Regions from separate parts of the Homo sapiens genome. Here region 1 is linked to region 2. The links are chromatin loops, found by intact Hi-C in ENCODE. Cell type or tissue: GM12878. All regions are shown on one strand. Each heading gives the region's core, and the rest is flanking DNA. Links, peaks and the distances in the headings are about the cores only. Region 1 overlaps KAZN (kazrin, periplakin interacting protein). Region 2 has its middle 78 kb from the start of KAZN.

Region 1 (15,371 bases), core at 4,549-12,548, 220 kb after region 2:
CTGTCCCTGAGAATTAAGGCCCAGAGAGAATGATGCTTTCTCAGACCCTCAGGAACATTCCTTCCTGATTTGCCAGTAAGTGGCAGAGCTGGGACCAAGACCCAGGTGGCTCTAATCTCATCTTCATTCTCCTCATTCTCCAAGATGGTGGCCCTCCCTCTTGTGCCAGGGACTCCCAGATGCCCACTCTTGGGCACAGCAAAGAACCCAGATGCTCAGGCCTCATGGATTCCAAGGCCCCAGCAAGTGACATCCCTATTAGCCGGGGAGAAGGCCCTGGCTATTGTTCTGTTTGCTTTCCTTTGTGATGTATTGTTACATAGGAAATTTATTTCTTAACAATTTCACTTACAGCCCTTAAAACAAAATGGGGCTCTGGAGAACTGCATCATTAGCATTGATAAACATTTTACAATACCATCATGAGCAAATGGAAGTGTCTAATGAAAAGAAAAGAAGCACTGCCGAGTAATTAAAGAGGCTGCTGGGTTTTTATTATTATTTTTAGCAATTATGACTAAAAGCCTTAATCGTGCAGCACCCATTTTCCCATCTGTTTTGAACTCAGTTATTTAAGGAAAAAACATCATCATCGTCATTGTCAGCCCCAGGCCAACAGTCAAGATGCCCAAGCCAGCTTGGCTGGGCAGTGGGCTAAGGGTGCCCAGCCCCAAGGCCCTGTGACTTATCCCCGGTTCTAGAAGCCTTGCTCCAGGGCCCACCCTTGGAACTTTTTTGGTTCCCCTCCTCTCTTTTTCTCCCATCCTCCCTTTCCCTTCCCACAGAAGGTTTTGCTTCTGGGTCGGCACTGAGCCTTCTCCATCTATTATCTCTTGTCACTATGCAAAACAGCTGCCTGAAGCTACCATAATCTTTGCAGGCCACATATGGTAGATGTGGCTCAGAGACCAGAGAAGCTGAGAAGCTCGAAAGAGGACACACAGCTAGTGGGTAGCAGAGCCTGGGCTGGAACCTAGGTCCTTGGACTGTGCTGGGAGGATGGAGAAGATGCCCTCTGCTGCACAGTGCCTGAGTGAGTCTCAGGTCTGTTCGGCACCTTAAACAAGTGCCTTAATGTTGCTGAGTATTCATGTCCTGGTCTGTAGAAGGAGGATGACAACAGTAGTACTAACCAAATGAGGGGGGTTGGGAGCGTTCCGTGAGATCACATACGTCAGTTACACAAAGCACAGGGTCTGTGCTCAAGAAGCGACAGACTTGCTGGCCACAGTTCCCAAATGGTGCGGCTAAGCCGCCCTGGGGTGCTGCAGTGAGGTCAGCTGTGGGAAGTCAGCTGTGGGATAGTGCAGTGCTGTGGGATAGTCTGAAGTTTCAAGGAAAACACAGCGACACCTGTCGGACCCTGGGTGAACTACTGGCTCAAGGTAGTCACAGTTTCAACATTCCATTCCGCTACATTCCCTTTGATGACAGCATTTGTTTGTGAAACTGGGTATTGGCCGTTGCTATGATTAAAAAGCAAGTACCACCAAGACCAGTGCAGAATGGGAAATAAAGGTGTTGGAGTCCAGTCCTAGTTCAAGGTTGGAGGATTGGTGCAGTCCCCAGTAGGCACACAAGTTCCATTTGTAAGTACTTGTGATTATTTAAGAACAAAATGAAGGCCGGGTGCAATGGCTCATGCCTGTAATCCCAGCACTTTGGGAGGCCGAGGCAGGTGTATTGCTTGAGCTCAGGAGTTCAAGACCAGCCGGGCCAATATGGTGAAACCCCCTCTCTATAAAAAATATATAAATTAGCTGGGTATGGTGACACATGCCTGTAGTTCCAGCTTCTAGGGAGGCTGAGGTCAGAGGATGCCTTGAGCCCAGCAGGCAGAGGTTGCAGCGAGCCAAGATTGCACCACTACACTCCAGCCTGGGTGACAGAGCAAGACTCTGTCTCAAAACAAAAGGAAAAGAACAAAATGAAACTTATTTTTTTTCTTTCAACATATATGTATTATTTTTTCAACTGGCTATTACAATGTTAGAACATAAATACTTAGTAAGTTGTTTGGCCCTACCTATTTAGTAAACGAAGTGGTTAGGGATTTCTTTTGGCCCTACGGTGCCATGAGAAAAATTACTGAGACTCTAAGAGTGCCATAAACTGAGAAAATATCAGGACACCTGCCCTGTGGCACACTCAGTGACTCAGTGTTCGTTTCAAACTCCTTTAACCGATAGGTATTTTCTGAATGAACAGGGAAATGGAAGCACATCTTCCCTCCTTCCCCTATGTTCACGGAGCAAGCAGAAGAGTTTGCTGCATGAGATTTGGGAAGAAATTCAAAAATGTAGCTCCAAACAGCTCCCTGGGTGGTTCAGACATGAGCAACCACTTTCTTAGAAGACAAGTGCGCTGAGTGTTTCTCGGGGATCTGTGGCTGCAAAGCGGATCAGCTCTGATTTCAGCCCCAGACTTTCTGACAGAGGGACTTTCCGCCCACTGCCCCAGGCTTGGTAATTAAGCAGTCTGAGTGATTGCAGAATTCTCGCATGTTCCCGGCAGCCTGTGCTTGGAGTTACCATGAAAGCAAGTCAGGACAAGTCCCAGAGAAACTTAGCTGGTGAAGAGGAAATGGCATTTATTTCAAATACACAACCCAGAGTTTGAAGTTGATGAAATGGGAACAGAGAAGTTCTTTCCCGTTGCCCCACCCGCCGTGCAATATTGATTTGCAAATTTTCCAGCAGCCACCGCCGCTGCAACACTTCAGCAATAGTTGAATTAATGACCGTGGCAGTGCAGCCTCGTGCCGTAGGGTGGGACCTCCTGGAGCCTTCAGAGTCGGGCAGAGATGCTTCCTGGGAGGTGTCCGGATGACCTCTCTTTCGGGGAGTGGGGGAGTTCTGGAAGTTTCCATACAAGGAGCAGTTCAAGTGTTGGAGGCCCCCGGTTCTCCCAGGGCCCCTTTGATGTTCAGCGTGGGGACTCGGGGGTCATAGCAGCTTCCTGGATGTGTCTGAGTCATCAAAGCTCTGCTTAGTAACCTTAACCTTAGTGCCTTAACCTTGCTAAGGCACAGGTTTCTCGCATCTGAACCACCTGCGAGCTGTTTGGGAGCTACATTTTTGAAGAGGAAACTCCACTTTTATTCTCTGGGGTTTGGCCCCCCGATCAGCCTCTCCAGATGGGATCTCCCTCCTTGCCCAATCTGCAGCCCACGCCCCAGCCAGTCCAGACTGCTGTCGGTTCCCGGCACACCATAGGGCTGCGCACAGCTCCTGCCCTGGCTTCGGCCCTTCCCTCTGCCCAGGATGCCCTTCATCTGGATATCTACGCCTAACAGGTTCAACTCAGGGGTTCCCTCCTGCCGGGTGAGCAGTGGGAATCACAGTCCAAGGAACTTTGGTCTTGGAAGTATCTGAGTTCCAGTGCTTACTAAGCCCTCGAGCCTGCCCCAGCTACTTTCTCCTCACCCGTGGAATGAGGATAAAGTAGCACCTAACTCAGTGTTTCTCAAACTGTACAGTGCGCCTGAAGCACTCCGGGATCTGGATAGACTGCAGATTAGGACTCAGCAGGTCTGGGGTGGGGCCAGAGAGTCTGTGTTTTTCTTTTTTCTTTTCTTTTTTTTTTTTTTTTTTGAGACAGAGTTTTGCTCTTGTTGCCCAGGAGTGCAATGGCACCATCGGTTGACTGCAACCTCCGCTTCCCGGGTTCAAGTGATTCTCCTGCCTCAGCTTCCTAAGTAGCTGGGATTGCAGGCATGCACCACCACGCTCGACTAATTTTTTTTTAATTATTATTTTTAGTAGAGACGGGGTTTCTCCATGTTGGTCAGGCTGGTCTTGAACTCCCGACCTCAGGTGATACACCCGCCTTGGCCTCCCAAAGTGCTGGGATTACAGGCCTAAGCCACCACACCCGGTTGAGTCTGTGTTTCTCTAACATGGTCCCCTGTGATGCGGATGCTGCTGGTCCAGAGTCCACACTTTGACTAGCAAAGGCTGATCTCATCGTGTTATATGTGACATGGCATGTACATGACATGTAAAGTACACAGGCCTTGCCTGGTTCATGCAAGCCCACCGTGATAACTTTTCTTGTGTGTAATGTGAGGCTTCCAGGGCACACCAGTCTCCTTCATGGAACAGACCAGACTGCGTGTCCCAAGCATCTCACTGTCTGAGGTTTGAGGAGCACTTTTAGTTCCGCCTCCTTTTACCATGCCTCCCCATAGTCCCGTTGGGCTTTCCAATCTCTGTGTAGGTTGTAAAATTCCTGGGGCAAGAAACATTCAGGAGGCAGTAGGTGTGCCTTGTACGAGGATGTGCGTCTTGGTTTTGGGGAGCACAGGATGCTAAATGGTCATGCTGGTTTTTTTTGTTTTGTTTTGAGACGGAGTCTCGCTCTTTCGCCCAGGCCGGACTGTAGTGGCGCTATCTCGGCTCACTGCGAGCTCCGCCTCCCGGGTTCACTCCATTCTCCTGCCTCAGCCTCAGGAGCAGCTGGGACTACAGGCACCCGCCACCATGCCCGGCTAATTTTTTTGTATTTTTAGTAGAGACGGGGTTTCACCGTGTTAGCCAGGATGGTCTCGATCTCCTGACCTCGTGATCCGCCCGCCTCGGCCTCCCAAAGTGCTGGGATTACAGGCGTGAGCCACCGCGCCCGGCCCGTGCTGTTGTTTTCAAAGACACGTTTATTCTTGAAGGGAACACAAAAGAGGTATAGGATCTCCTTCTTCTTCCAGGCAGCCCTGCCCTGGTTTCCAGCCACCTTGGGTGTTTAGGCTGGACCCCGAAACCACCCCCATACACAAAGCCTGAGTGTCAAAGCCTCGCTGGTAGCCAGGCTCAGAGAGAATGTGCTAAACCCCACACACCTAACGGCCGTTTTCACATGGCAGCCCCCCACGCTGAGATCCATATACCCAAACATCAGCGAGGCTGCCGTGAGAAGCAGCAGGAGACACACAAGCTACTTACCGGCCAGTTTCCATTACTCTCCCGACCTGTTCCAGATTTCCAAAGCGGCATGCCGGGTAATAGCCACTCTTGCACGGCAAAGGAGAAATGTCCACGATAGTCCAAGAAGCGCCGTCCCTGGCCCTGGGTTTGGTAAGTTGTAAAAGGAACTTGCTGCTAAATAGCCACTTAATCCCCAGAGCCTTTGTGATTTGTAAGTTTCAGGCTTGAGCTTGAGGTTGGTGACAATCTCCACCTGTGGCCATAGAAGAATAAAAGCTTTGGGGGGAATGTGGAGCCCCCGCAGGAAGATGAGTTACCTCCAACAAATAAGTGTTATGGGACATCTGGTGGAAATGCACCCTAGAGATAAGACAGGCCGTCGGTCCACCTGCAGTCAGCCATTGTTAGTTTTATTACCTCCGGTGGATGAGGCCAGGTGAAAAACAGAAGTTCCCCACAGCCTCCAGAGAGAAGAAAAGGAGTGTGTTTCCTGTACATCTGTATTCTCAAACTTCCATGTGGCTAAAAATGGGAAGGGGGTACTTTTTAAAAATATAGGTTCCTGGGCCCCTGGCCTGTTGGGGCTCATGTGGGACTCAAGGGTGTGTGTGTGTGTGTGTGTGTGTGTGTGTGTGTGTGTGTGTGTGTATATTTTTTTTTTTTGAGACGGAGTTTTGCTCTTGTTGCCCAGGCTAGAATTCAATGGCGTGATCTCGGCTCACTGCAACCTCTGCCTCCCAGGTTCAAGCTATTCTCCTGCCTCAGCCTCCCAAGTAGCTAGGATTACAGGCATGTGCCACCACACCCAGCTAATTTTTTTTTTTTTTTTTTTTTTTTTAGTAGAGACAAGGTTTCATCGTGTTGGTCAGGCTGATCTCGAACTCCTCACCTCAGGTGATCCACCTGCCTCAGCCTCCCAAAGTGCTGGGATTACAGGCGTGAGCCACCACTCTCGGCCAAGGGTGTACATTTTTAACAGGGTCCCCAGATGGTTTTGCTGCAGTTGGTCCCCTGACCACACTTTAAGAAACACTGGCTAAGACAGTTCTATAAAAATAAAGAAGAAATCATTGTTCAGCCCAGGATGTGCAAGGGTGAAGGAATAGTATATTCACTCAAATCATCTGAAGTGCATTATCCAGAATAGATTCTGGCTACAGAATCTGAAGAGACATTGCCATAGCTCCCACTTCATTCATTCATTCATTCATTCAACAAGTCTCTCTTGAGCACCAGCTGTATGCCAGGTGCTGTTCTAAGGGCTGAGGATATAGAGAACAAAACAGACCAAAATCCTTGACCTGAGAGAGCCGACTTTCTTATGAAAGAGATCGGCGATCGAGATCAATAAGGACGTAAGTGCATTGCACACCTTGAAGAGTAGGCAGGAAGGTGGCAAGAGGGAATATTGCAGGGAGGGAGGCTGCTGGGAGCAAATGTGACAACTTTAAGTTGGGAGATCAGGGCCAGCCTCACTGAGGAGGTAACATTTGAGCAGAGATGTGAAGGAGATCAACGAGAGCAGTGTGGATCTCTGGGGAAGGCACGCACGGAGACCCTGAAGCCTCAGGGTGCTCCAACATGCAAGGAGGCGGATGGTGCAGGAGTGATCAGATGGGACCTGTGGTCAGAGAAGACCTGAGAACAAGCCTGAGTGTAGAATTTGCCACTCAGCAGATGGTTTTCGAATGGGTGGATCCATTCAGGGATCCTCCACGGTATGCACAGAGAAGTAAAGAGATCCAGCTTCCAGGAAAAGAGCAGAAAAGCAGATATACAGGGAGAAGCAGGCACAGAAACCACAAGGCTCTAAGGGGAGAGGGGTTGGGAGAACAGTGATGCAGTCACTTTGTGCATCTGTTATCAACTGCTGTGTAACCAGTTACTGCACACTGGGCAGCTTATGAGGACAGACACGTATTACCTCGCAGCTTCTGGAGTTCAGAAGTCTGGCCATGGCTGAACTGGGCTCTCTGCTCAGGGACTCACGGGGCAGAAATCAGGTGCTGGCTGAGCTGCATTTCTTCTGTAACTCCAGGTCCTCTTTCGAGCTCATGTGGTTATTGATGGAAATCTGTTCTTTGCAGCTGTAAGACTGAGGCCACTGTTCTCTTGATGGCTGTTTGCCAGGTGCTGCTCTAAGTTCCTGGAGGCTGCCTGCAGTTCCTTGACACATGGGCCTCTCCATCAGCTCTTGGGCTGCCAATCTCCTAGGCAGGGCCCCGGCTCTTTTAAGGACTCACCTGATTAGGTCAGGCCCACCTGGATGCTTTTTTTAAATAAAGAGCTCAAAGTCAACAGTGGTAATGTAAGAATAGAAGCGAAATCCCATCACATTCACAGGTTCTGCATGCACTCAAAGTGGGTACACCAGGAGAGGAAATCTTGGGGGTTTAGAATTCTACCTACTGCCCTTCAGTCCAGCACAATTTCTGGTTTCTGGTACTCGAGTGGCAGGGGCTACCCTTTCTCCCTTGGGCCCCACACCATGCACCCAGCTCCATGTGATAAATGACCATTCTTGCTTCCACAGGCTCTAGTAGATCTCAGCTAGAGAATCCCAAGACTGTGATGGGATGGGAGTCCCAAAGGCACCACCTCAATTTCAGCATGATTTGCCTGTGGTGTGCAGGATCCTTCTCTCCCCAGGAGCGGAGAGAGGGAAGCGATCATGCTGAAATGCTTTTGAAGCTGCCTTTGTGCACCGTGGCGCAGATGACACAGCAGTGCCCTGAACCCTGGCTGCTGCTCCAGCACACTCAGTCTTAATGTATTGACATTGGCAGCCCTTGTATATCTCGTCATGCCAATAAGGTAATTGAAATGGAATTGTCTCCAAGCATCCAATTAATCAGCAAATAAATCATAAACCTGTGGCTGTTCATTCAGGGAGGCAAAGAGGCTTCTCCTGGCTTTCTGACCACCGGAGTTGATTGAGCTCAGACTTTATGCACTTCTAATGAGCTTCAGGAGAAGAGAGGTAAGTCCAGGCAGGTAATGTTTAGAGCGTTACTGAGGCCCCGGGAACTGTGTACAAGGTCCTTCACGTATGAAGGCTCATTCTTCCATCAAAGAGGTTTATGTACTGGATTTTTTTCGTTAAAAAAATCCCCGTGAAGTGAGGATGACGATTCACATTTTACAGGACAGGAAACTGAACCTCAGAGAGGTTAAGCAACTTGCTGAAGGCCACACAGCAAGTAGAGGGCAGAGTCTGAGTTGAAAACTAGACCCGTCTGGTCAAGTGCAATGGCTCATGTCTGTAATCCCAGCACGGTGGGAGGCCAAGGCAGGAGGATTGCTTGGGGCCATGGATTCAAGACCAACCTGGGCAACCTAGTGAAACCTCATCTCTATTAAAAATAAAAATAAAAATTAGTTGGGCATGGTGGTATACACCTGTGGTCCCAGGAGTCCTCAGGAGGCTGAGGTAGGGGGATCACTTGAGCCCAAGAGTTGAGGTTGCAGTGAGCTATGATTGCACCACGGCACTCCAGCATGGGCAACAGAGTGAGACTTTGTCTCAAAACAAAACAAACAAAACACTAAGCCCATCTAGCGTTAAAAGCCATGTTCTTTTTAATCGATGCTGTGCCAGATATGCAGATTTAAGTCACAAATGGTTTCCATTGTCAAGCCAAATTTTAAATCCGGGACTGTGTGAAGTGAGAAGCTATTGGAGTGGATGGCCTCTGGCTGCTACCCCATACCCCAGCTTTATTAGGTGCTGGCATCGGAAGTACAAGCAAGAGACGGGCAGTGTCCTGTGGTGGATTTCCATTCCTGTGGGGGAAAATCCTCCTGTTCGTGTGATAACTTCGCACCTCCTAAAAGCCCTTTGATGCCCAAAACTCCTTCATAAGCTCAAGTGTTTCCTCCCCTTGGCCGGGTGGGGAAATTCTAAGGAACCATTCTCAGGCTAGGCTGATGAAGGGAGGGATGTCATTTTCTCACTTGAGGACGCTTTCAAGACGTTTCACATGACGAGAAGTCTTCACACCACCAACTTCCCCTTTTTTTTTTGTATTGTTTGAAGTTCAAACTGGAGAACTAACTGTGGTAACGGGTCAAGTCAGCCCAGCCAAAGGAATGACGGATTCAAAAAAAGTGGAAAGCTTCGAATTTCCTCACTTAGAATAAAAAAATGTTGATCTGTCTGCCCACGTGCAAACAGAGAGCCTGCGAGGAATTCATCTGCACCCTTCAGGAGGGTTTGTATCTGCTCTGGGATTTCTACAAGCAGAAAGGAGAATTATTTTCGTGATTCAGAGCAATTCTTCAGTGGGAAATGTCACCCTGAATCCTTTTGGCTCTGGTTTATTGGGGCATTTGCTGAGCAGTTGAGAACGGGGGAAAGAAGGAGTCCTTTCCTTTCTAGGAGGCACCTGGATACATCTGCAGTCAACAAGGGACCATCTGCCTTGCAAAGCGGGGTTTTTGTGGATCAGACCCAAGCCGAGTGTGTGCTGGGGCTGTGGCAAATACCCTGCAGCCCCTAGGAGGCAAATTGGTCCCTCCACAGGCAGCTGTGGCTTAGACATCCCTGGAGCTCAGGGAACCAACCGTGGTATGACACGTAAGAGCTCCAGAGACACCGTGCTGTGCGGGGAGCTGCAATCCCAGATGCACAGGCTGTGTTTCTGGGCAGGACGCCTCTAAACCGATGCAGAGAAAACTTGGTGGAGGGAGTGGAATTTGACTTCCAGTCAAATGTCATCCTGACATCCAGTCCCATGCACAAACTATGATGCTTTTTCCTTTAGCACCTTTGGTCCTTGTCTCCTCTTCACTATTATATGTGCCCACTTCTCTTCTCTGGATTATGACAGCTGCCAACTGCTGCCTTGCTAAAAGTCTCGCCCACCCCAATTCCATCCTATCCTCTGCCTCCGCCCCCCCAAAAAAATGAATTACATTGTATGGTTCTCCTTCTTTAAATCCCTCTATAGCTCCTGTCTCCTTGGCGTGGTTTGAGCCCCACAGACCTCTCCCGCTCTGGCCGCCCGCACTCCCATCTCAGGTTTCTACTGCTGTGATTCTGAGCTGCACCTTGGGCCATTCCTGGGATCAAGAGGGTCTCTTGATTTCTTGCTCTTTGTTCATTCTCCTTCCTTTGCCTGGAATTCCTTTAGCCCTCCTTCTTGCCAGCCCCCAAACAGGAAAGATTCCACCTTTGCTGGGCTTTGGGGATTCCAATTACTAACTGTAGGAATAACAGGGCATTTGGAAATTCAGTTTTATCGTTTCCTGGGGAATGACAGACACTTTCCCTCCATGGTGCCTGTGGGGGTGGCAGGTCCTGCCCTCTGTTCACAGACCTGGAGGGGAGTGGGAAGGAGCTCTGTGCTTTGAACATGCTTCTCTGGGGGTGCAGCCTCCAGGCAGCTGGGGCAGGATCATGCCCTCACTCTCTCCCTTGTGCTACCATGGAGGTCCTGTGTGCTGACCAAGCACTTGTCCCAAGTTGCTGGAGCGGGTCGTTTATTTGCTCTGCATCCGAGGCCTGAATATGATTGGTGCTTCACTTTTAAATGCGTGCATGAATAAATGGACTTGTCTTTCTCCCCTGTGACATAATCCAGAAGAGGAACTCTATCTTGACCATCTTTGCCTCCCCAGCACCCAGCACCATGCCTGAAGCACACAGTTGCTCAATGTCGGGCATGAGGATGCTAGAGGAGGGGGCAGCTGGTGGCACAGGTGGCTATGGTTGCCTCAGCTCAGGCAAATCCCATGGGCATGTGGAGACCCAGAGACCTACAGTTTTTTTCTTGGGTTTGTTGGCTTTTAGAGTTCTAACAGTTCCAGCCTCTTCTCTTGGGCCTCCTGGAAGGGAATGTCTGTCAGAATCTCCCATCAGGTCCTGAAATTTGAGAGCACAACTATTTACATATTGAAAAGGTCAGGATAGCGTGTGACAGTTTTACTTTGATTGAACTAGTATCTTTTTATTTTTCTCTTACATGAGGCTGAGCTACTTGCTGAACTGAAAAGGAGAGGGAGGGAGAAGGGGCACTTCCCCCCGGGGTTTCAAGACCTGCTGAGCTTCATAGCCAAGAGGTTCTCACTCCCCACTCAAGTGTCAGCTTTCCAGAATGGCCCCTTGAAGACAAAAACTCTTTCAAGGCATATTAAACAATAGCAAACTCTGATAAAATTCCATTCTGGTGGCATGTTTTATGAGAAACTGATGAGGGGCCCTGAAATGCATCTCAACCTTGATGTTTGAGCCAGAATCCAAATATTCCCTTTCTGTTAACCAATTCAATGTTGCTTCTCTCTTGTGGTTGTTTTTTTTTGGGTTGTTTTTTGTTTTGTTTAGGATTTTCCTTGTGGGAAGCCACATTCACCTTCTTGATACTATGAAATGGCTATACAGAAAAATAGAACCATCCCCAAGCAAAGATTCCTCCCCCTTTGGAATTGTCCCAGTGTGGACAGCACTTCCCTCCAACTTTGGATGAACAGAACAAACGAAAGGAGGAACTGTGAGTGGGGTCCTCTCCAACTGCTATAATGTCAGCTCCAGGAAAGCAGTGACCTTGTCCGTCCTGTTCACTGCCTGTTCCCAGCATCTAGAAGAGGGCCTGGCTCATAGTAGGCACTGAATAAATATTTGTGAAGAAGCTGCTAGATTGCAGGCTTTGTGATGGCAAGGACTCTGCCTAGGTCTGTGTTATTCATGAATGTGTCCCTCCCACTTAAGAGCACAGCAGGCACAAAATAGAAGCTTATTCATTCATTGAGCAACTACCATATGCCAGAGATGACTCAGGCACTGAATAAATACTTGTTGGATTAACTAAGTGCATTCTTGCGTACGTGCTTGAATGAATGAAGGAATGAGCGAATGAAAAAAAAACCAATGAGTCAGTTCATCCGCCAGCAATAACCAATCTCGCCTCTCTGTGCTGCAGTCTTGGGACAATAAGCCTGGAGGTTTCTCTCCCTGTGCTTTTTCTCGCTTGTTGTGATATCCCTGCCTACCAAAACTCCCAAGAAGTGTCAGCTCCAATGATGTTTCTTTGAATCACCCCATCTGGCAAGATGCAAACACTCTTGCTTTTGAATTGCTTTGTCACTTTCTGTCTTAGCTGTTGAGCACAGTTCAAAACCCATTTGCTGAGCCTGTCCTGTGGACAGCCATGGTGGCAGGAGCCAGGGATGTAGAAGTGACCCTGGAGTCACCAGGGTTCAGTGTGTGTCTTGCCTGCCTGGATTGTACAAGCACCCACGGCTCAGAGACGGAGACTTCCTCCTCTCTGTAACTGCACTTGGCACCTGGTAGTGAGTCTGGTCAAACAGATGCTCCTGCACTCACCAGTGAATAGACCCATAAGATGTGCCGCCTTTGAGATCTTTGCTTTGGTGGATTTGAAATATGGGAGGAAGAGCTGAGCTGCACTGTGTGTGGGCCAGAGTGGTGCGTCGCAGGCATGAAGAGGCCAGGAGTAGGGAGAGTTCCATGGGGGTCAGGATCAGAGAGGTCCATAGTAGGTTCAGGTGTGGTGGCTCATGCCTGTAATCCCAGCACTTTGGGAGGCTGAGGTGGGAGGATCACTTGAGGTCAGGAGTTCGAGACCAGCCTGGCCAACATGGTGAAACTGTCTCAACTAAAAATACAAATATTAGCCGGGCGTGGTGACACGTGCCTGTAATCCCAGCTACTCTGGAGGCTGAGGCAGGAGAATCACTTGAACCTGGGAGGCGGAGGTTACAGTGAGCTGAGATCGCGCCACTGCACTCTAGCCTGGGGGACTGAGCGAGACTCTGTCTCAAAAAAAAAAAAAAGTACATACAATGCAGATATTAATTATTCATTAATTGGTCACTGCAACAGTGAGACTGAGGACTTCTTTGATAGAAGCCCCAGTGCTTTCTAAATTGGCTTAAGCAAAAAGAAACAAAATGAACCCTTCATTGGTTCCCAGACATGATGAGTCATATAGGTCATCGCTGGCATTTGGGAGACCCAGCAGTGGCCAGAATCTCTCCCTCTCCTCGGGTCTCAGATCTGTTGTCCCCCAAGTTGCTTTGGTTCCCAGCAGATTGTCTGGTGGGGTCCTCCTCACCCTCCACTACTCCCTGCTGTCTTGAACCACTTTATTTAGCGTTGGCAGTGGTGGGAGGGAGCCGCTTTCCTGACAGCTCCAACAAGAGTCCTGGAGTTGATCTCAGGTCGCTTATGGCCAAGAGATTGGAAAATGCTGATTATCCCAGTGGAGACAGGGGCCCATCCATGGAACAGAGGGGATCAATCTTACCTCAACTGCAGACACCAAGAATGAGGTTTCCTGAAGCAAAACCAAGACTCTGGTACCTGGAAAAGAGGAAAATGCAAGCTGGACGGACAAAAACCACTCTTGGCTACTGTACAGGCTATCAAGAGAAACTAGGAGCCACTCCAATGACAGAACATTGCTTGTTGAGGGGAGACGGTCAAGGCTGGCTTTATCATGGCCATCACCAGTGCCCTGAATGGTTCCTTATGTGTGGGCATCATTAACCTGGCCATTTGCACACATTATTAATAACACTAGCAGCATTAATAATGGCTACAGAGATGCTTTATGTGTTTTCCATGCACTGGCTGAGTATCTTACTCAGTATTATCTTATTTAGTCTTGACTGCAACTCTGTAAGGTAGGAACTATTGGCCCCATTTTACAGAGAAGGGAATCAAGGTCCAGTGAGGTTAGGTGGCCTGTCCAGAATCACATGGCTAATCCCTGATGGTGGTAGTTTTTTTTGTTTTGTTTTTGTTTTTTTGTTTTTTAATTATTTAAGTGTAACAGGCCAGGTGTGATGGCTCACGCCTGTAATCCCAGCAATTTGGGAGGCTGAGGTAGGACAGTCACTTGAGGCTAGGAGTTCAAAACCAGCCTGGGCAACATAGCAAGATCCTGGTACTCTACACAAAATAAAAATAAAAAATTAGCCAGGTATGGTGGCATGTGCCTGTAGTCCCAGCTACTCGGGAGGCTGAGGCAGGAAGATCACTTGAGCCCAGGAGTTCGAGGCTGCAGTGAGCTGTGATTATGACACTGTATTCCAGCCTGGGTAACCCAGTCTCTTTAAAAATAAAAACAATTCTTTAAAAAAGTGTAACATGCATCCAGCAAAGTCCATAGTTCATAAGTAAATAACTAGAAGGATTTTCACAGGGACCAAACTCAAGCAAGCAGCACTGACATCAAGCAAAAGAGGAATATCACCAGCACCCGGAGGCACCTGTGACCCCTCCAAGTCACTACCTGTCCCCAAGGTCATCACTGCCCTGGCTCCTTGCAGCAGTGATCCTGCAGCTGACCCAGAACCGCCTGAGCCTGGAGCTACCCATGGGCAGTGGTAACTTACTACAGATAGACCTTGAAGTTCAAGTGGCAGGAGATGATATAGATGAAAGGAAGTCTTGCTAGGACCATTGAATCGCCTTATGACCTAACCAAAAGGTCTGGCCAAAAATCCAGACAGATCCTGATCTGGACAGTGCCCTGCAGGCCAGCACCCAGCACCATCCCAGTGCCCTGGACCTGGGAGTATACAGCGCCAAGACCGATCTGCAGCCTGGCAATGTGAATGGGGCGTTTATCATTAAAAGAAAAAAAGGAAAAAAAAAAAAAAAAGGAAAATCACATGCTTTCTTTAACAAAAGGGCTTCTCTGCAACTGTTTTTAAATGGTACGCAGCTCAAAATAGATAGGAATGATAGTACAAGAAGGTAAATAAAGAATCCCCTGGCACAATCGTGGGCCTTTTTTCTCTGCTGGTTGCAAAGCCAAGAGTAATTAGCACCGTGAGAATGGGGGGAAGTGATTGCTGCTCCTACAACACTCTAATTAACAGTTACTAATAGTCATAATAAAACTGAAAGGAGGCTTTTTAAATCTCGCCATTGAGTGAGTGCTTGGTATGGCAGAGTGCTCAGCATTGGGGACCCACTGCTTCTCGGGGCTATACACTTGGCATGGGTTCATTTCTCTAATGTTGTTAGGTTGGTTGGGGGAAAACAGTGGTTAAATATGGTGGAAGAGTGGGGAAGAGATCTTAATCATCACTAGAATTATTACCGCTAATAAGATCAACGACTGATCCATCCGGAGCTTCGTTTAGACAAATGCAGTCTTAGACACTGTTTCCTTTAACCCTCAGGATAAATATTTGGCTGATGTTACTATCGTCTTGATTTGGCACTGCTATATTTTCTGTTGGGGACAGTTTTCATTTGTCACGAGTGGGCTTTCAAAAGACTGTTCTGGGCGAACCGTTCTGCTGGGCACTTGGCATCCCCGGGGTAAATTGGTGGTCTCTTGCTCTCATGGAATTTATGACTCAGCAGAAATAAAATATAACAGAAGCTGGCTTTGAAAGAAAAATCACATTCATTGTGCAATATGATTTATCATGAACTTTAACTGGTTGGGTTTTTAAATGCCATTTATGTCCACCTTA
Region 2 (15,371 bases), core at 3,483-11,482:
GCCGGGGTCACTAGAACACAGCCTGCCGGCTGCTGTTCCGACACCCACTGGCACATTCTATGCCCAGATTCCACCCTGCTGGGTTTATGAGCGAAATTAAGATGGAGATAAAGTCAAAGAGCAGATTTTCTCATTCCTATTCATGGCAGTATTTGCAGAGAGGTACAGGTTTATTCAGATCTGACAACCAGGACGGTCCTCTTCCGATGACACCTTCCTTGGACGATCAGGCCGGCTCTTCTCCTGCTGAGAGAAGTAGCGTCCCTCTCTTTCTCGGGTCTGAAAAGCAGGCAAGTTTAGAGTGCATTCCCTTACCAGGTTGTTTTCCTCATCAGCCCAAGTAACAAAAAGGGTTCCAAAATATCACATATGATTGAGATTGCTTATAAAAGATCTCTTTCTAGTTTGGTTTCCCCAGCTCATTATCCACAGCCTTGGGAAAGCTGGCCTGCTTGGGGATGTCTCCAGGCACACTCCCTTTGGCCCTTTTCCTTAGAATCATGTCCAATTTCTTCTGCCTTTAGGAAAAGGATATTAGGGCAAACCGGCTTCTCCTTCAGGCGTGGTATAACTTATTGTCTTAAGCCTCTGTGTTAGCCGGTCCCTCTCCTCCAGCCTTTGGGAGGTTTCTCCGACTCCCACAGTCAGAAGCAGCATCAGAGAGAAATTGCTCAAGTTACCGATAAATCCCCATTCTTTTGTTGATAGACTTCTGTTTAAACCTGGGCCCAGGCTCACTGGGTGGCTGGGAATAGCAGCCATTTTCATAATCCTCAATCACAAAACCCAACAAGCTTGTGTTATGTGTACGAGTGTTTCTGACTAATGAATTGCCAAGCTAAAGAACGGGGAATCTCTAGGTCTAGTTTTTTCCGTCTTTCTAAGGTACAGCAGAGGGCCAAAGAGAATCAGATTCATGAAATAGAAGAATTGCAAACCTGTCTCTTGAGCTCTGATTAACAAAAGAGAAAACATGCCCTAAATGCCGGATATTTTATACAGACTAGATGTTGAAAACATATCATAGTAAGCATTTTAAAATTGGGACCTTATTTCAACTTTACATCCTAAAATGCTGCTGTTATGGAGGGTAATTACATAATAAATTTGTTAGGGGAATATACAGCAATAAAAATGGTGGTAATGGTTTGTCATTTAACAGCTGAATTGTAAATGAGTTTTTCCGCATTAATGTAGCAGGTTGCTACAATTAGAAGATCATTCTTAGAGGTGTCTTTAATTTCTAAAAAAAAAATTTCTGAGATTCAATATCATTAATTTTCTCATTTAAAGATACTACATATTTAACCATTTGAAGTCAGGGACATTTGAGTTTTTGAGGCATAAGCACCAGCTGAGCCGAAAAAAAATATTTTTTAGGCCGGGCGTGGTGGCTCACGTCTGTAATCCCAGCACTTTGGGAGGCCGAGGCAGGTGGATCACGATGTCAGGAGATCGAGACCACCCTGGCTAACACAGTGAAACCCCGTCTCTACTAAAAAAAAATACAAAAAAATTAGCCAGGTGTGGTGGCAGGCGCCTATGGTCCCAGCTACTCGGGAGGCTGAGGCAGGAGAATGGCGTGAACCCGGGAGGCGGAGCTTGCAGTAAGCTGAGATCGCGCCACTGCACTCCAGCCTGGGTGACAGAGCAAGACTCTGTCTCAAAAAATTTATATATATATTTATATATATTATATATATATTTATATATATAATATATATATATTATATATATTTATATATATAATATATAAATATATATATAATATATATAATTGCAAAATATATATATTATATATATTTTATATAAATATTTTATATAAATATTTATATATGTAAAATATATAATATATGAAATATATATTTTAGATATATTTTATATATAATATATGAAATATATATTTTCTATATATTTTATATATTTTTTTATATTTTATATATATATATATATATATATATATATATATATATATATATATCTCAAATTGCAAAAGTATAGCAAGAATCTGTGCCTGTATTAGTAATTCCACCAAGGGAGTCAGGTAGCATAATGGTTAAAAATACAGGGTCAACCACCCACTAGTTATACGGTCTTGACAAATGACTTCAACTTCCTGAGCCCCCTTCCTGAACCTCATTCATAAAATGGAACTAATAAACCAATGCACCTGATACAATTGTTGTTCCATACAGGACACTGTTTTGTGTTGATGGATGAAGTCAGATGACATATGCTAAAGACCTAGCAAAGTCCGTGGCTCACAGTGTGAGCTAAAGAAACAGTGGCTGGGACTTTTGCTGATGTCATCATTCACATAGAGTATCCCATTCCTCTATGATCATCTTACTCTTTTTATCCTTTTTATTTCACACTGTGCTCCATTTCCAAACCTTTGTCCCCATGTACCCAGTTCTTCTAGAATGGACAAAAATTAGAAGACAGATTTTTCCCTAAATCCACCTGACACTAGGTCATAATTCTCTCTCTTACCAATGAAATCAGGAAAATGAACATTTAATGACCTTGTGCTATCAACTCTCTCCTACATGATCTTGCTTAATCCTTAAAGCCCCCGACACACCCAGATTATCCTATTTTCAAGTGAGAGGACCGTGAATTTAAGCAACTTGTCCAATGTTCCTCAGCTAGAAAATGGCATAACTGGGATTCCAATCCAATCGCTGTAGGAAACAATCACTGAATGCCTGATACTTGCGAGGCAGTGTGAATGCAGCAGGAGGGATGGGAGCAGGGCATGTTCATGACATGGAAGCGGCTGTCAGTCCCACCGTATGTGGGAACCACACAGGCCCATAAACAAAGCACTTGGGAAACCCGGAAGCAGCAGAATCTTCAATGCAGGAGCTGGCTTCTGCCTCCCCTCCATCCTTCTCCTGTTCTACCATCCCGGCCTCACTCACTGAGCTCCAGGCCACTAACCTCCTTTCTGGTCCTCAGCCACACCCTGTTTAGGGGCTGCCTTAGGGGCTTTCCCTGGAGCCCTTGTCCCCATGAGACCTTCATTGCTGTTTTTTCTCAAGTCTTAGCCACTACCACCTCACCAAGTCTTTGTGACTGCTTGACCAAAGGGCTCTCCCTTCCACCACCAGCCGTTTTATAACCTATCAGTCTGCTTGGTTTTCTTCATGGCTCAAATGGTTCTTACTTCTCCTGGAAATGCTTCTGTTCATGCATTGGGTCCCTTGCTTATTTTGCATTTCTCCCAACTAAAAAGAAATCCTAGACCCAGCATGGTCTCACGTAAGCTCCATGAGACCACAAAATCCTGTGTGCCTTCTTTACTCCTTCTTTACTCCTGTATCACTAGGGCCTAAACAGGAGATTTTTCTTTTAACAGAAAAATAGTAAATTAGTAAGATGGTACTCCAACTGCCTGGCCAACCAGGTTCTAGAAACTGTGTTCTGGTCTGAATTCTCAGGTGTTTCGCTTGAGCAGCAAGTCGAACGTAAATTAACTGAAAAACAGCAGGATTTAGTCTTTCTGTCTGCTTCTTTGATGGTGCTGAAGGTTAGAGCAGGTTACAGAGCAAAATAACCAGCTCTGATGTCATTCCCTGCTCTCTCTCATGATCTCTCTGCCCTCCTTTTCTCTGTGTTGGCTTTACTCTCTAACAGGCTCTCCCTCGTGGTGGTAAGATGATCAACAGCATCAGCAGCATCTCTTCTCACCGGCAGATCAGAGTGGTTTAGGTGAACTGACCCAAGCCCTTGGATGTAGAGAGAGGAACAAGACCTAGGCCTGGTCAACCAGCATTTCCATGCCCTTGACCACAGTGATTGGCTCAGAGATGAGCACATGACCCACGTCAGGCTAATGAGACTCAAGTCTATGAGTTTATGCAAAGTGTTAGGAAGCAGAGTTCTCTTCTGCGAGAAACAACAGACTCTTAACAAATATTTACTGAGTCAAGGGTCAATGAATGAGTGACTGATGTTGGAGTCATTTTATTGTATCAAGGTATTTGTCTTGTATGTTTGAAGCTCTGACTCTGTTCCCAACTGTCAGCTCCTTGAGGGCAGGCACCATGCCATCTCCCTTCCTATTTCCAAAGGGGGAAAAATAAATCAGTCCTTACCTATTGGTTCCTGTCCTTTTCCCATCCACAGCTCCATTTCTCTAACAAGAACCAGCCTTCTTCTTCTTTTCTATCACCTTCAATTTCTGCACATAGACTTTCTCGGTAAGAAAAGGCAGTCAACAAAATGTGTGTTTTAAATCATCTGTGTTCTCCTAGAAGTAAAGAATCTCATTGTAGTGGTGGTTGTTTTGCCTGCCAGGTACCCATTTACTAGTTTTCTGATATAAAACATTGCTCTTACTTTAGGGAACCATCTCTTCTCACTGGCAGGTCACAGTGGTTTAGGTGAACTGACCCAACCCCTTGGATGCAAAGAGACAGAGAGAGGCATAATACCTACACCTGGCCAACCAGTGTTTTCCATTACCTTGGCCACAGTGATTGGCTCAGAGATGACCGTGTGACCCATGCCAGGCTATGAGACTCAAGTCTATGAGTTTATGCAAAGTGTTAGGAAACAGAGTTCTCTTTTTCTGTGGGAATCGTGAAGCTCGTAGAATGTAAGCAAGTTGCTGCTGATGCTGGTGATCATCTTACCACCAAGAGGGAGAGCCTATTAGAAAGTAAAGCCAACACAGAGAAAAGGAGGGCAGAAAAATCATGAGAGAGAGCAGGGAATGACATCAGAGCCCCTTGATCCAGCCACACCCGAAGCTAAATCTGCCCCTGGACTTTCCAATTTGTGAGCCAGTAAAAATCCCTTGTTCTAACTTACTCAGTTTGAGTCATTTCCAACCAAAAGGTTAATGCAGAAATCAAACTGACAATAAGAAGCCTGGAACACATGCCTTAGCGCCATTTGTGACTCACAGCATGAGCTTAAGCTCTTCCAGTCCTGCACAGACAACAAGTCGGGCTACAATCATGAGAAACACCTTAGAGCAAAAGCTGGAAATATTTGGGTAGAAAAGAACATTTGTTTATCTTCCAGCTCATACACAGTGGATGTGCAATCCTAATCTCTTTTTAAAGGGCAGTTCTTTGGAACAGGATGCTGCTTAAATACCAGGTCCACACAGCTGCCAAGAGGAACATCATCCAGTTATTATTTTTCAACAGCAGTGAAGTGGATGGATGGCTCCACATTTTCTCATTGCCATAAAACAAAGCAGAAGAATATAAGCCATTTTAGCTGTAAGTGTGTGCTCAGCCCCTGGGAACAATGAGAAGGAAATAGAGTACAGGAAATGAAGCTAACATTGCCAAGCACCTACTGTCTGTTTCAGAATGAGTGATGGGTGTTTTACACTCATTTTTGGGATTGGAGTTCTGGGTTCAAGCCCAAGGTCTGCCACTGACTGGCTACAGGACCTTGAACAAGCCACTTATTTGCTCTGGCCTTTCACGTTAAATGGGGTAGTTAGTCTCTGTCATTATCAGAGAGCCATGCTTGGTAACTGGAGTCTTTTTGAAGGCTTTTTTTTTTTTTTTTTTTTTGGGCAGAGTCTCGCTGTGCCACCCAGGCTGGAGTGCAGTGGCACAATCTCCACTGCAACCTCCATCTCCCAGGTTCAAGCGATTCTCCTGCCTCAGCCCCCTGAGTAGCTGGGACTACAAATGCGCACCACCACGCCCAGCTAATTTTTGTACTTTTAGTAGAGACAGGATTTCGCCATGTTGGCCAGGCTGGTCTCCAACTCCTGACCTTAGGTTATCCGCCCGCCTCAGCCTCCCAAAGTGTTGGGATTATAGACATGAGCCACTGCACCCAGCCTGTTTGAAATCATTTTTAAAGAAAAAGTAAGAAAGCATTAGGAATGTCAGCTGATTAGAGTCCCAGGTGATGAATTTGCCAAGGAAGAGATGATCTGCTCTCGTCGCTTCATCTACAATATTTGGGCTGATGAATACAGCCTTCCCATTGCTGTTGAGCTGTGTGACAGTGCTCGTAGGAGCTCCTGCCCTGACATCAAACAGCCCGGCTTCCCGTCCAGGCTCCAGCACTACCACACTGTGTGTCCTCCATCAAGCCTCCATTTTCTCATCAGCAAGATGGTGAAAATACAAGGCTATTAGGAGAATCAACATAGATACTATATTTTGAGAGCTGTGCACAGTGCCAAGCACGTAGGTGCTCAATAATTGCTAGTAGTTAATATTTTGAGAGCCAAATCTGATGCTTTTATTGGAATGTGCTAGATCTGAAAATGCTAGAAGCAGGGATGGAAGGCAAGTTTCATCTGCATGGGGACCCAACTTCGGAGATCCTGTTGCTCTAGGGACCCTGAATAATGAGGCAAGTATTTTGCCTTCTTTGGGCCACCATTTCCTTAGCCATAGGTGAGGGGTAGGAAGGGAGTAAGGGAAGCGGAGTTTAGAAATAATCTGTCCCTGAGTCCCATTCAGCATGGACTGCCTATGATTCTAAAATAATTGGAAATTTTTAAAAAAAAATTTAAATAATAAAAACAAAAAGTTTCTGGAATCAAAGAAATAGCCCCTGACTACACAGCTTGAAATGGACCCTACAGGCAAGGAGAGGAGGGCCCAAGGCACAGGACTGAGCTGCAGTTTTGTAGTTTGCAAAGAAAGCAACCCTCTGCTTTGCTTTAGATGGCCTCCGAGGCCAGTTCTTTGGGCAGAATCCAGAAACAGGAAGAAGTTGCAGAAGAGAAGAGGCAAAGAAACAAAGAAAGGACTTGTCTGAGAAAAGCAGCCAAGAGCAGCATACATGTCAGGGACAGTGAGGGTGCTGAGCGGCAGATACTACCCTCGTGGGTATCCTCCCTCAGTTGAGGCTCTTCCCCTCTCCCAGTTTTTCTTACCCCCAGTGGCACAGATTGCCTTTGGAGAGAGCTGACCTGGGAGAAAGAAAGTCCACTTTTGAGTTTCTAAAGCCTAGGCCAGGGCACGAGAGAGATATGAAAGCATAAGTGGTGAATATCCTCCCATCTGGAGGGAAGAAAAGAGAGTAAGAGGGAAAACAGAGAAAATGTGGATGCCAGAGCACCCTGGACCCTGCATTACCCCAAGAGACTTTGGGGGATTCCAGCCCATGGATGACCTGAGAGATGCAGGAGGATCCCCAGAGTCCCATGTGTCTGGCATGACCCAGCAGCAGGAGAAATGTCTGAGCTAGAAGTGGATAGGCCTGGGTTGGCCTCACAGGGTTCCCTGTGCCAAGCATGAAGTCAGAACATAGAGTGTCCTCAGGCACCCAGAGGGCCCCATGATGGTGTGGGAGCTGTGGATGCTTCCCACGAGCCCAGGCATCTGTCACACATGTGTTTCCTGCCATTGCACAGATCGTGCCATAGGTGGTGGCAAGAAGACGCCTTATAATTGGGGCCAAGGAGCACATAGCAGTCACATATACAGCCTGTAGACAAAAGTCAAGATGGAGAGAGAGATCTTCAGGAAATGAGGCCAGTATGGCTCATGGATGACACAAGGCCCAGTGGTGTCCAGTCCTGGCACTTGTTCATAATCACAGACATTTCATTTATACAACCCTATGATCCATTGGGTGTGGCCAAGCTGGAAACAAAGAAACTGAAATGACCACACATGGCCACAGGATTTCTCTCCTCCGGTGGCCACAGCCCAATGGAGGAGACAGACCTCCCGAGAAGGGTGGGCATGGGGTGCCATGATAGACGTAGCAAGCAGGAACAGGGGTTGGGGTCACCATGTGAATGAGAGAGAAACAGGCACTGAAGCTGCAGGAGCCTGGGGGACAATTGTGCATGCCAGGCACCTAGAAAGCAGGAAGAGGGGAGATAGCAGATGAAAACACACACACTAATCCAATGCCCATCTCCATAAAAAGCAGTGGCTCATGGGACAACCAAGAGAGCTCCTCTGACTTCCTGCCCAAGCAAGAGCATAACTAGGTGATGGGGGCAGAGGCTCTGAGGAGCCCAGGCAAGAGCTCAGCACAGCTTTGCTAAGGTTCGCCTCTGGAAGCAGCCACCTCTGGGAATTTCCCTGGTATCTGTTTGGGCAGAGACTGAAACTGAACTGAACCATTAATAGCCTGTGATCATCCTCCCAAACTCCCCCCAAACCTTAATTCTTTTGCACTAAACCAAAGATGGTTTTGTTTTAACATCTGATTCACCGGACTCAACTAAAAAATGAAAGAGCTGAACCAAAGGAGCAGAATAATCCCAGCACCTGCAGCAAACTGTTCATCCATCCAGCTCCATTCCCTGGGCAGGGCAGGTTCCCCTAAGGCATTGTTCTATTGGGAAGAAGGCCCATGAGAGGCCAGAGCAGGGAGAGGCATGCAGTGGCATGATCCAGAGGGAAAAGGAAGAGAAAGTAACCATCCGAGTACTCCCCACTCTTGGAAGAGCCAATAGACAAAATCCAGATGAGCTTATGAGTAATGGATGTCCTATGTGCCACAGGGTGTTACAGGCAGATGCTGAGGGAGGGGTGCAGCCAACGTAAGGAGAAATGCAAATAAAGATCAGGCTTGGGGGCAGGGGTCTGATGATGCCCCCAAAACGCCAGTCAGCAGGGACTCTGACATTTAAAGAGGCACCATAACCACTTGAGCCAAATCTCTTTTCACTCAGTGTGCCCAATGTGATATTTAAACAGAAATGTCGCCCTCACTGCATTTATGCCCCTCCAACCCTTCAGAATTGGGTCTGCTGTCCAAATGGCTCATGTGTGTCCACCTTCCAGAGCCAAAGTGAAAATTTCTGATAAAAACAGAAAAAGGTAAATTTCGGCTTTATGAACTCAGGATTAAATCAGGCCAGGCCTTTCTGTGAAATGTGAACCCTGTAATGCTGAGAAATTGAAAAAGCCCTTGCTTTTTGAAGCTCTGGCCTATCTTTAATTGAACCTTTTGCATGAAATCATGAACCATGGCCGATGCCATGAAACAACTCAAGGAAGAAACCAGCAAAGCAACTGGCTTTGAACTGAGACCTGCGAACTGAGAACCGCCTACAGTCCGTAAAAGACCAGCCTGGGCCCTTGGGTTGCCCTCATCCTGTTTTAGAATCGTCTCTTTTCTTTGAAAACTGGGGAAAGGGAGGAAGTGTGGTTACTGAGGATTAAGCTTGAGTCGACCTTGAGTTAGGGGTCAAGTTACCACATCATGGTTTGGGTCAGAACTGATTATTTTTGGCAAATGTACACCAAAAAATCACATTTTTTAAGTGGATAAAAGTGCACCATAGGAAAAAATTCATTTTCGGAGACATCAGCACATTTCAGTGAGTACTGTGGCTAAATTTGAAAGAATGTGAACTTTTGAGATTACTAATATACATCCAAATGTGTGTTAGGGAATGTACATTGAGCTCTGTTATTCCTAATCTTTTACACAGGCCCTCTCCACCAAATTTCATAGACACATTAGAAAAAGGAAAGCCACTCACACTCCTGCTTGCATAGAAGTCCCCTGCCTTTTGCCAATGAGCTTTTCTGCTCCCAGATCAACTTGATTAAGTAAGATATAATTTTCTGCTTCTCTCTCCTGGCATAGGCACGGCTGTATAATGTCTTCGTTCTCCCCAGTGAGATGCCTGTAACTGACCTAACTTAAAGAGAAATATGTTCTGCCTCCCATCTTCAGAGGAAGAAACCCTCTGAGACCTACATGTGATTTGTCTTGTTGCCTGCAAAAGTTTGCTCTTTATGGTGACAGCTAGGCTTGCTTGGGAGATTTGAACAGATACAGCTTCTTGGTGCAGCTGCCTCTGCTCTCCTAATTTGATCCTGAGCCTAACAATTACAGTTATCAAGGAGCCAGCTCTTCCAAAAGGTTTCCTGCAAATCACGTCATCATCTGTGATGTGTACAATTTGGTCTCTTGGATTATGCAATGATTCTGGGTGTTGTTTTAAAGCCTGACTTTAATAAAAAGCCCGAGAAAAGAACAAATGCAAATGGGTGTTGACGTGGACTGCCCATCCTCTGGCACCAGCAGTAGAATACAGACAGTACCTACAGCAACACAATAGATAATGCATCTGCAATTACCGGGATACTTAACATGTGTTGTATAACTCATCGGAGAAAATATAGATCTTTTGTGTGTGTTTCAGATGTAGAAGGAATGAATGAATCACAGGTCATAAACTCAGGCGTGGGACAAGTATCAGATCTTTGTATTTTCTTCCAAGCAGCTTAATTTCAATCGTGACTACTCCATGCCAACAGGTAGGCAGGAAATTCCACCTCATTGATTCTCTGGGTGCCCCTGTTCCCACCCAGAGGGTCTTTCTCTAGCACCAAGGTGCTGGGAGGGCTCCCTGTCCGCCTGTAATTCCCCCAACTCCCCAGCATGTACGAGCTATGAGTCACTAGGCCACACTGGTTGCCATGGAGACACTCATCGTCCTAGTCTACTGGTCCCTCCAGGTTGAGGCTGCGGCTTCCACACCAGGCATGGAGGCTTCAGGATCTTGGTGAGGCTGGGAGGCACCTCACCCTTCCCCACTGGCATCCTCACCAACCCCCTGAGCCTGGCCAGAGAGCAGGGTGCTGCCTCCCCTAGCTGTCAGAATACTTTTTGGCTCCCAGTCCAGGGCAATAAACTTTTCTTCAAAGATTCTCTCGCTCTTCATGTCCCTCCCAGAGTTGCTCCCTCTCCACCAAACCCATCCACCTCTGTGATTGTAAGCTTTGGCAAACCAAGGCCAGAAAGGGAGCTGTCCAGTGGGCAGCTCCAACTCTCCACCCTGCCTGGAGCCTCCCAGCTCGGAGCTTGTGGCCTACCAGAGACATGGAAAGGGCGGAAATAAAGAAAAGCAATGCCCAAATAGATACAAATGTGTCCCATCCCTGCAAATGTCACAAAGTCATGAATAATTACCACGAGGGACACTTCCCCAGCTTTTTTGCTGCTCCATCACCAGCAGCCCTCTAGTGAATCCCAGCACTTCCTTCACTTTCTCTCCTAGTTCCATTCCCAAGCCAATATTTCTTTGTACATTCCAGCTGCCTTCTGAATCCCTTACTTCCTCTTCAGTGTTCCCACGCAGGTGACAGCAGGAAGAAGCATGGTCTGGTTGATCCGATGGTACATGAAGCTAATGGCCATGAGCCTCCCATGTGGTCCTGGGGCTGCACAGAATGTGCTGGTGGCCACAGGAAGGCTCAGAGACCATGATGTTGAGGAAGGGGCTCAAGGGGGCTTACAGACATGGCAGAGACACATGAGATGGAATAAAAATGCCACATATGTCAGTCAAATTGAATAGCTAAGGGAGAGCGAGGTGTTGTTTTGAAAGCGTATATCCACGTGGCTTAAAGGCGTGTCACTCGTTTTGTTTTGTTTTGTTTTGTTTTGTTTTGTTTTGTTTTGTTTTTATGAGACAGAGTCTTGTTCTGTCACCTGGGCTGGAGTACAGTGGTGTGAGCTCGGCTCACTGCAACCTCTGCCTCCCAGATTCAAGCGATTCTCCTGCTTCAGCCTCCCGAGTAGCTGGGATTACAGGCATGCACCACCACGCCTGGGTAATTTTTGTATTTTTAGTAGAGACGGGGTTTCACCATGCTGGCCAGGCTGGTCTCAAACTCCTGACCTCAAGTGGTCCACTCGCCTCAGCCTCCCGAAGTGCTGAGATTATAGGCATGAGCCACCGCACCCAACGAAGGTGTGTCACTTGTGTGCGTTTGTGTGACATCCTGGAAGCATGGAGGCAGGGTCAGGGGTCTGGAGCCAATGACCCACATTCTAGACCCAGCTTTTCCACAAAGGAGCCTGTGCCCTTGAGAAAGCCCACTCCCCCGTCTCATTTCTAAAAACAAAAGATTAGACCAATTTATCACCAGGCTCTCTTTGACTCTGAGGGTCTTTGACGCTAATTGATTTTTTAAAAATAAACAATATTTTAAACACTATTTTATGGTGATTAAGGTACTTGCTCATTATCTAATGGCCAACCTGGATGAATTTAACCCCCCAGGCATGTCAGTCTGCCACGACTGTGCTTTCACCGTTCGACTCCATAAAACCCAGCAAACTTCATGTATATTAAAGTTTAATAGCAGCTCAAGAGTGAGAAGCTGAAAGAAATGTGAACAGTACCTAAGGGGTGTTTTATTCATGTTGATTCTCATATGTATGATAAATAGTTCCTGTGCCTGATTTCGTGATGAGAACAGGTTCTTTAAAACACCAGCAAAGGAAGCCCATAAGGAAAACAGAAATCATCTACCATAAAGAAAAAGCCAAAATATTCATATATTTCTTTGGAGACCCAGCAAGGTCTGGAGAGAGCCAGACATTTGCACCTTGGCTAGATGTATTTAACACCAGTGATCTACTCCAAACCCCATGTGGGGCAGGATGCCAGCAAGACAGCATGGATTTTGGATAGCAGCTCACCCAGGAAGGACACTCAGGTTCAGAGCAGATGACACATGGACATATGTATCAGGGTTGTCCCATGTATATGTATGGACGTGTGTTTGAATATGTGCATGCATGCATGTATGTGTATGTAACAGAATAGAGTGTAAATGTACATATTGTACAAATGTGCAAATGTAAGCAAGCTATTCTTAGCTTGCCAGCCATACAGAATTAGCTTGCCAATTATGCAAACTGTGCTCTAATAGGTAGTTTGTGCATTAATTTCTTTTTTATCATGTAGAACATAAATTACCAACTTTTTTCTGTAAAGGGCCAGTTACTGTGTGAGGCTTTTGAACCATGAGGTGTCTGTTGCAACTACTCAGCTGGCCGTTGCAGAGTAAAAGCAGACTTAGACAACACATAAACAAATGAGCATGCTTGTGTTCCGATAAAACTTTATTTATGCACACTGAAATTTGAATTTCATATAACATTTGCATGTCAAACAATATTATGATCCTTTTGATTTTTTCAACAATTTAAAAATGCAAACACTATTCTTAGCTTGCCAGCCATACATAAACAGGTGACAGGCTGGATTTGGCCAAGGGCCACAGTTTGCAATATTTAATTTAGAATGCATTTCCCATAGGAAAAAAAATGATTGTAAATGTTGTTTGGCTTACCAGATCAATCCACAAAAGTCAATTCAATCCATAAAGAATCAAAATATGGCATATATAGCATGAATATTTATGCTAGCTACTGTTAGTGCTCTCGATAATCATGAATTTCTTTAATACTCAGTGCAATCCTATGGGGAAACAGGTTTAGAGAGTTTGAGTCACTTTCCTATCTCAGCTAAGAAGCTGAATACCTGGGATTTAAACCAAGGTCTTGGGATCTCAGAGCTGTGTTATTCACAGCAAAAGAACCCCACTTGCTCATAAATTAGGGGGATGATGCCTGGTACCTAGGGAATCCTCAATGGATCTCCGCTACCAGCATTGTCGTCATTATGACTAAGTGTACTACTTCAACTCTACTAAATCAACATTTATGATACCATTTCCTAAACCTGGGTCTCAACCTGGGATGCCCCCACATTTTTCCCTTCCCTGGCTTTGAAGCCCTCCTCATTGTCATTTAGCAAGAGAGAAAGGGAATTCTCCTAAGTAGGTACGATTGACTCTTTAATTTTACACATTTTTGCCTCTACATAAGAGCAGATGTGCCAATCATTTCCCATTTGCTCCAAGGGAACAAGGGTGAAAGAGGACTCCCTTTGCAGCAGAGTCTGGGGCAGCCATATTTGGGCCTCTTTGTTGCCCATTCATGTTTCAGAGCCAGTCATGCATCAGAGGATCAAGGTGACATGCGTAGACCTGGGTTACAGCCATGTGCCAAGTGCCCCGGAGGTTTGAAATAAAACATTTCCCCATCCATCTGCATCATCAGTAATATTTTAGTAGCCACGTAAGCTACAAAGTTTGCTGAGAACAAAGAACCCTCCGGGTCATCTATAGCTGAAATTGACAAATTGAAATAGACAAAGATGTAAGTGAATATTTTTGTTCCTCCTTCATTCTTATCTCCCTGCTCTTGACTTCAGCCATTTTCCAGTTTCATAGTGGTCCATATTTTTAAACACATCCCTTGCACCGTCTCTCTGGATATCAAAAACCTCATTCCCCTGGGACCATTTTCATACATCAAGAAACCACTTCATAGTAAGGTACAGATACTTCATTAAACATGAGGTGTTCTCCCCCGCTGCTCAATGTCCCCCTTTTGTATCCATCTTGAAAGAGATCACCTGTCACCCAGAAGCGATTCTCTCCTGGTGTAATTTGGGCAACAGGACAGGCCACCAGAGGAGATGTTATAGTGCGGAGTTCTTGCTAACATCTTTCTGACAATAGCATCTGATTTGCCTATGCCTAAATTCAATCCTCCTCTTATAGGTAGTTAATTAAATTATAAACTAAAATGCTTGTGGACCAGTACCTATTATTGCATAAGAAACATCCCCGAATTCAATGGATTAAAACGATGTATTATCATGTCTCATAGTTGGACTTGTTTAAGCTCATCTGGGTGGTCCTCACTTGGGGTCATTCATGAAGTCGTAGTCAGACTGCTGCTGGGCCTGGAGTCATCTAAAGACTTCCGGTCTTAGTCTATTTGTGTTGCTGTACAAGAATACCTGAGGCTGAGTAATTTGTAAAGAATAGAGGTTTAGCCGGGCGCTGTGGCTTACGCCTGTAATCCCAGCACTTTGGGAGGCTGAGGTAGCCAGATCACAAGGTCAAGAGTTCGAGACCAGCCTGGCCAACATGGTGAAACCCCGTCTCTACTAAAAATGCAAAAATTAGCCAGGCGTGGTGGCGGGCACCTGTAATCCCGACTACTTGGGAGTCTGAGGCAGGAGAATCACTTGAACCCAGGAAGTGGGGGTTGCAGTGAGCTGAGACCATGCCATTGCACTCCAGCCTGGGCAACAGAGTGAGACTCTGTCTCCAAAAAAAAAAAAAAAACGATACAGGTTTATCTGGCTCATGGTTCTGCAGACTGAGCAAGAAACAAGAAACACAATGCCGGCATCTGCTCCTGGTGAGGGGCTCCAGCTGCTTCCACTTATGGTAGAGGGGAAGAGAAGCCAGCATGTGCAGAGATGGCAAGAGAGGAAGTAAGGAAGAAGGCAGGGAGGTTCCAGGCTCTTTTTAACAGCCAGCTCTAGTGGGAACTAATAGAGTGAGAACTCCCTCATTACCACGAGGATGACACCAAACTATTCATGAAGAATCTGCCCCCATGACCCAAATACCTTCTATCAGGCCCCACCTCCAACAGTGGGAATTAATTTCAGCATGAGATTTGGAGAGGACACATATCCAAACTATAGCACTTCATTCACTTGTCTGGTGCCTGGGCGGGGATAGAAGGAATAGTAGTGTCTGGTCTAGAATCCTATCTATCTATCTATCTATCTATCTATCTAT

Evidence for each region. Peaks named below come from ENCODE experiments on the same cell type or tissue, not always from the same donor. Only the 100,000 strongest peaks of a DNase experiment are listed, where the experiment ranks them.
Region 1: a loop joins it to region 2, with 4 times the contacts of the local background. A loop is called at or near these places in 1 of 110 quality-filtered maps.

Annotation. Positions count from the first base shown.
Region 1 is chr1:14,730,734-14,746,104 of GRCh38, forward strand. All of the region lies in intron 1 of KAZN (kazrin, periplakin interacting protein), which reads left to right. Among named protein-coding and RNA genes, the nearest start is that of KAZN, 140 kb to the left of the region's middle. RefSeq lists enhancers at 1,010-1,731, 3,900-4,621, 4,622-5,343, 11,323-11,907, 11,908-12,491 and 2 more. In GM12878, for the core only: no CTCF peak of the experiment used is centred there; DNase peaks (open chromatin) are centred at 8,888 and 11,728.
Region 2 is chr1:14,512,660-14,528,030 of GRCh38, forward strand. It overlaps a transcript of KAZN not described here. Among named protein-coding and RNA genes, the nearest start is that of KAZN, 78 kb to the right of the region's middle. RefSeq lists enhancers at 4,268-5,467, 4,615-4,884, 7,412-7,521, 7,822-7,881, 10,366-10,455. In GM12878, for the core only: no CTCF peak of the experiment used is centred there; DNase peaks (open chromatin) are centred at 4,672, 8,042 and 10,342; H3K4me3 peaks cover 841 bases; H3K27ac peaks cover 6,034 bases.